Regions from separate parts of the Homo sapiens genome. Here region 2 is linked to region 1. A link is a contact called in ENCODE Hi-C or POLR2A ChIA-PET data. All regions are on one chromosome and are shown on one strand. Each heading gives the region's core, a stretch centred on a gene start or an enhancer-like site at or near the end of the contact. The rest is flanking DNA. Distances are from core to core; before and after follow the strand shown.

What was found. Hi-C counts contacts between places; a loop is a spot of excess contacts on that map. ChIA-PET counts read pairs that join two places held with the same protein, here RNA polymerase II (POLR2A). Pooled maps may share reads with other maps.
Region 2: a loop to region 1 is called in a map of endothelial cell of umbilical vein, with 2.2 times the contacts of the local background. The contact joins two enhancer-like sites. A Hi-C loop is called at or near these places in 2 of 168 maps with a recorded cell type or tissue (endothelial cell of umbilical vein and mammary epithelial cell), 1 of 37 single-sample maps with no recorded cell type and 6 of 50 pooled maps. POLR2A ChIA-PET finds 5 or more read pairs at or near these places in 2 of 52 experiments (both activated naive CD4-positive, alpha-beta T cell).

The regions. Positions count from the first base shown.
Region 1 is chr18:49,226,397-49,229,549 of GRCh38, forward strand. All of the region lies in intron 13 of DYM (dymeclin), which reads right to left. Among named protein-coding and RNA genes, the nearest start is that of MIR4744, 180 kb to the left of the region's middle. Within about 2 kb of position 1,540, at least 3 of the 41 ENCODE cell types and tissues checked have a DNase peak (open chromatin) inside an H3K27ac peak, as active enhancers do.
Region 2 is chr18:49,040,439-49,043,668 of GRCh38, forward strand. DYM (dymeclin) reads right to left here. Exons shown (of 18, transcript NM_001353214.3): 18 at 1-3,230. The region is part of intron 4 of DYM-AS1 (DYM antisense RNA 1); the gene reads left to right. Among named protein-coding and RNA genes, the nearest start is that of MIR4744, 7.7 kb to the right of the region's middle. Within about 2 kb of position 1,698, at least 3 of the 41 ENCODE cell types and tissues checked have a DNase peak (open chromatin) inside an H3K27ac peak, as active enhancers do.

The DNA.
Region 1 (3,153 bases), core at 290-2,789:
AGACATTTGCTCTGCAAATGCCCAATATGGCCATGCAGCAATGTGAAGCTGGCTTGGTTCCCAGCAATGCACAGTTTGCTATATGGCTTGAAGTTGTATTTCAATGTGTTAATAGCATGTTGCTGTCTACTCTACTTGTGGTCTAATAAGCAAGGTCTAAAACTCCACAAATGCAGACATTCATTTGAAATTTCCTTCTGGCACTTTCTTGTGATGAATATAGAGTTAGGGTGAAGGGAACTCTAATGGAGATTTCATAAGAACAAAATTTACTTGAAAATAATTTATTGATTAGATTTGTTTACAACTTACATTTTGAAAGAAGCATTTCAATGTCATTATGTTCCTCTTTGTACCAAAGGAAATGGTGGATGGACAGAGCACACATTAAAACTATGACTCCCACAGATGCCAAATTGGTTCCAGTGGGAATGCAGTTGACTAAAGGAAAAAAAGACCTAAAGCACATGCTCATTACAAAAATAGCCATCAAAGACATATAATTCAGCCTGAAAATATTACAATTTACCTTTTAATGTCATCCAGAGAAATTAAGATACTTGTTTTAAAAAAATCTAGACTTTGGGGGACATGAATGATGACTATATGCTAAAATCAAAACTGTTCTTCAGTCCACACCCATCTGTCTGCACTGAATAATCTGAGGCATAAACACTAAGAATGTAATGGAAAAATTGAGTTCACAAATAAACAGGTATAAAATAGCACATTCAGCACATTTTATGATCATCAAAAAGCTTGCTCATTTTTAAAGTCATTATTTTGTACAAACTGCCTCTTGGCAAAACGATTTATAGCCATTATAAAATTCTTCCTAAAAAACTGAGCTCTAAGTTATGATTCTTCAACATCCATGCCACAAATATTAGATCAGTGAAGTTAGATAATCTGGAGCCATGAAATAAGGCCAATTCTGCTGAGAGTGATTAAATATTTATGTCATATCCTTTCTATAGCAGAGCAGTAAAAATACACACAAGATAAAATGCTACATAACGGTAAGAGTTTAAAGTCTATTGGAGTCATTAAAATAAGAACAAGTTTTCATATATATACACAGAAATTATGCCATTAAGTCATTATCAGAAGACCATCTCAGAGTCATTTTTCAGTTGTGGTCATGGATATACACGGAAACATCCACAGTCTCTCACCCTTGTACTCAGAAGGGTGTGGTGATACACACTAAACCCACATCTGTGAGCTGGCAGGTGAGGATTGTGGGAGCTGTCTGTCACAGGAATGTAGTCATCAGAAATTGAAGCTTGCTGAGGTGGATGGGTGGAGATGAAAAGACTGATCTTGGTCTCACCAGTCCAATGTTCTAACCACTCTAATTGAAGTATCAGCCTGACTGCCATAGTGACTGAGGCATATACCTCAGCATCTTCTCCAAGCAAAAAAGACAAGCTATGCAGTCTTTTGCCTCTGGTCTTTGCACCTGCTGCTGACTATCTGGAGATACTTCTTCAATCTCCGTATCCTCTGGAAAACTCCTACTCTTCACTAAGTGTGACTCTTCTATGAGGCCCTCCCCGATTGCTACATGCACATTTTGGTGCTCTCCCTTCTAGGTTCCCACTGTGCCTTATGCTTCCTACCAACATGCAACTTCACAAAATGAATTTGTAAATGGCTTTATTGTCTATCTCCCCTCTCAATAATCATAGAATCTTTGAGGGCAGATGTTGAGTTTTTATTTTAGTTTCTCTATACCCACTATAGTGCTTGGCATAAGAAACCACCATATTTATTAACTGGAGTAAATGGACAAAAACTAATGTTCCATATTCAATGATCCACAAGTCATCTTATGTATGGGAGTTCTATGCATCATCATTACCTTTATATTAGACTGACAAGCACAATTTAGGCTGGGCTGGGATTCAGAGTCATAACCATAAACATAAAATTACTTCCTTCCTTAGGAGTAAGCAAAGGCCTATAAATCACTGGCAACAGGAACTTACACAATAATTCCCAAGGTCTTAACTGCTCATTTCTTAAAATCTTAAGAAAACCCCACAATTTGGACATTTTGCAGACGGAAGTGAGAAAAATTCAATCATTATAATCATCCCTGGTCCCCAGCCAAAAGGAAAGCTTTCTATTTTCTTCCAGCAGAATAGAGAACTAGAATAACATGATTAATCTCACAGTTGGCCAAACTGAAATAGTTCTGAAGACTTTATAGTTATCACTTTATTCATTCTATGAATTATTTCAGATTATTTTAAATCAAAATCCGCAATACTTCTACCAACCTCTAGAACTAGGGTCCCTTATGAAGGCTACCTATCCTTTTTCAGGTAAAAGTTGTAACTGTTGGATATAGGAAATGGGTGAGGTGCAATGAAAGAGATCATGATGGGGGTTGGGAGGAAGTTTACTGTGGATAGGAAGACAAGCTAAAGTGCATTTTTGGTGGCCATTCCTAGAAGGTGAAAACTGGGTCCAAAGAAGACCTAAATTCTGATGAAAAGGACACAGGTTCTTATTTATCTCACATCTGAATAAACAGTTATTAGTTATTCAACTGTTCCCTTTATCTCTATTTTGTACATAATTTTTAAGAAAATTAACCAATGGTTACTCATCAGTTTATAATCTAGTTGAAGATGTAAAGTATACACATACTTACTAAAAGTTAAACACGAAAACAAGACATAAAATGATTCTATATTATTTATTATTTGACAAATAATAAAACTAATTTTAGATTTATTAACCTAATAATCTAATAATTCCAAATTACTTGACAAATAATAAATCTATTAGACAAAATAATAAATCTATAACAATAAGAGGTATAAGAACAGGGACAAAATAAAGTACTGTGGTCTATAAACAAGTATCAGGGGAAAAATGATAAATGGGAATTATAGATTATTTGAAATGTTGAGAAAAAACAAGCCACAGCCTGGAAGAAATAAATGTTTGCAAAACAACATACTTGCAAAGTACTTGTATCCAAAATAATATATAAAGAAAACTCAAACACTCAAAACTCAAAAACCCAAACAACCCAATATTAAAAAGGATAAAGATCTAAATAGACATTTCACCAAAGAAGATACATGGATGGCAAAAGAACACATGAAAAGATGCTCAACATTATTTGTCATTAGGGAA
Region 2 (3,230 bases), core at 448-2,947, 190 kb before region 1:
TGCTTTAATTCATACAAAATAAATATGCATTATTTGCTGTGGATTGTGTGTTATAATCTACTTCTCAGTTCTTCATATGCATAGCTAGCTTAGCTCTTCATCACTGAATAGAAACTGACCTCTTTGACTCCAGGAGGTGATGTAGGACACTGGAATTGTTCTGAATTTGGAGTCAGAAGGCCTAATAATCAGTCCCTAAAATCAAGTGGCAACTACTGATATTGCAGGATAGTGCCTAGGAAAGAATTAAGAGACCCAAAGGGTTGACCTTGCAGAGACTCCAGCCTATGAAGTATCAGCAAGTGCCAAAAATTTATGGCTCTGCAAAAAAGCACAGGGTGACTCAATTATGCAGAGAGCTCTACCACCCAATGCAAAACCCTGGCTCCCGGAATCTAAAGGACGAAATGTTGCTTAAAGTATGATATATTAACAATTCCAGTGCTTAAAAGTTTCCCTCACTAAATATTTCTCTTGGATGTACCTTAGCAAGCTCTTAGGAAGTTGCTGAGTGTTCTGATGCTGGTCCTGTGTCCTTTCCACTTTCTATCGTCTACTTCCCAGCTCCTGTGCTTTCCTTCCAGAGAGAACTGTGTGTGCAGTGTACTTTCTATGCTTCACCTTCAGGGACCTTCTCTTCTTTCCTTTCTCTGTCTTTGTCCTTGAGCTGTGTTGTCTGCACTGCTGAATGGTGGCAGTCCTGCTGCAAGGTTGTTGTTCATAGATTGTATGACACCAGCCTCAACGGGTGACTGTGGGAACTAGAGTTAGAAATCTGAAGCTCTTCTGCAAAGTGCCTTGAACTCTTGATAGGGAAGATGCTATTGAAAGGGACAAATTCTTTTAAAAGTAAATATTGTGGCAGAAGTCTTTGTTGATAAAATGACACAATGCAGTAACAGCTTCAGATCTGGGGTAAAATCAGATGCCAATTTCCATCTGAACACACGATGATCCTGTGTTGCATCATTACACATTTTTACTTCGTGTAAAAATTTCTAAGCAAACTAATACTCAAAATTAATGCAAGTATAATGAAAGTTTATCATTCAGATTTATTGCCATATAATAAATCTTTCACAAAAATCAGGAAGAAGCCTCTGGTGACTTTGCAGAGCTGAGGCAGTGATGCACGTGGTGGGGCCTCCCTCCTGAGCGGGAACCAGGACTGGGAGCATCACTTGCAGGCCTCCATGGAGGCTGCTGCCCCAGCTGAGCTGTTAGCTAGTGAGTGCTTCTACTGTGTGATGAATGAGAAAAGGGAAAGAGGGGAGGGCAATCAGGGTTCTGGGGGCACCTCAGTGAGCCCAGAGGCCTGGAGGAGAGGCTGTATGATTCCCCAGTCAGGCCTTCCTTGGGAGTGTGCCCTCTGTCAAGATGACTGGGTTTTTGAAGGGCCTCATTTCCTCACACAACAAGCACTGACAGTCCTGCAGCCCAGGGACTGTCCTGTGGCACTGCCCAGCCCTCAGACTCAGAGGACAGTTCTGTGGTCCTGCCAGAAGCTCAGCTGTTCCACATGACCCTTAAACATTTAAACAATTTTTTGGTTTAAAGGAAAAGGAAGCCAATCAAAATGCTTTGGAAACAAATTAAAGTTGCAAATTATTTCCCCACATAGTAAATACATATCCTTGCTACCTGAAATGATAATCATCACTCCCCCTGCTGGCTGAGAGCGCTTCTCCTCCTTCAGACTGGCTCTGCCACAAAGCTAAGTATTAGTAGAAGTTGTTGCCAAGCCTCACCTCTAGCCTGTACATGGGCTCTGAGGTGAACACAGGAGTCAGAGTCCCCACTCCAGCAGTGACTGGAGGAGGCCTGACAGAACAAGCCCCTTGGGGACAGGAGGCAAGCTGCACTCACCTCTGGGACCCCACCCGGGATGGGCGCTCCACGAGTCCCTTGGCCTTAGGGAACCTCTGTTTCATTCCATCCAGACGAGGATAGGGAAGCTTCCTGCCCTACCTCGACAGCCTCTAAGAGCACAGCTTGGCCAGGCCTTCCCGTGTGGAGCCCACACAGTGGTGCACTGAGAGGCTGCCAGTGTTTTGACCTTTTACAGAGCTTGGGGTGACTGAGAATGGTTCCTCCGAGGCCCTCGGAAGATTTGATGGACTCAAATAACACGGGCCTGCAGCCCTGGGACACAGGACAGGAGAAGCCAGCCCTGACACAGATGAGCTGGCAGTGGATTCGAACAGTGTGCTCAGTCTCGTCTGGGCTTTTGTGCTTTCTATGTTGAAGACCAAATACTTTTTCTTTGAGAATGAAACTAGGCTCCTTATCTAGACTGTGAAGGGGCCCGTGAGGACACAGAGTGTGACTGGAAAGGAAGGTCCCAACTGGCCCTCAATGTGGCCCCAGTGGCTGTTTCCCTGCAAGAAGCTCCTTCCTCCAGCTCAGGCACCAACACACGGATCACACCGGCCCAGAAACAAAGAGCAAAACATGCTTTTCATCCCACGTGGAATACAGTATGAACAAATTACTCTCCTTTTTCTATTAGTGTGGGTGAAGGAAAAAGACTGTTTTCAAATGAAGCTTTTCTTTTTCCCAATGATTAATACAGAGTAGATTAACTTAATTTGTGCTAGACTCCAATTTAATTCCAGCAACAGTTCACAGGCCATATTCACAGAAAAGTTAATCTGGGCTTCATGAGAAGTAGCCATTTTCTTTTTCTTTTCTTTCTTTTTTTTTTTTTGCGAGACAGGGTCTCACTTTGTGGCTCAGGCTGGAGTGTACTGGCACGTTCTTAGCTCACTGCAGCCTTGAACTCCTGGGCTCAGGCAATCCTCCTACCTTAGCCTCCTGAGTAGCTAGGACTACAGGAATGTGCCATCATGCCTGGCTAATTTTTAAGTTTTTTGTAGAGATGGGATCTCACTATGTTGCCCAAGCTGGTTTCAGATTCCTGTGCTCAAGGGATTCTGCTAACTTGGCTCCCCAAAGTGCTGGGATTACAAATGTGAGCCACTGTATCTGGCCCATATTCTTTTTTAAGAAAAGATGCAGAGGTGTTAAATATTAATATCAAATTGTCCAGGCATGGTGTTTATGAAATTGTGTGCCCTCTGACAGGCAACCAAACACACACGACTTCATTTCTTTATTAATTCCTGCCTCATCATCTTTTCTCATTGATGCTCCTTAATGTCAAAGGAATCTCTCTCTCTCACACACACATAAGACCAAAACAAATATCTTGAACATGCAAAAAAATAGTC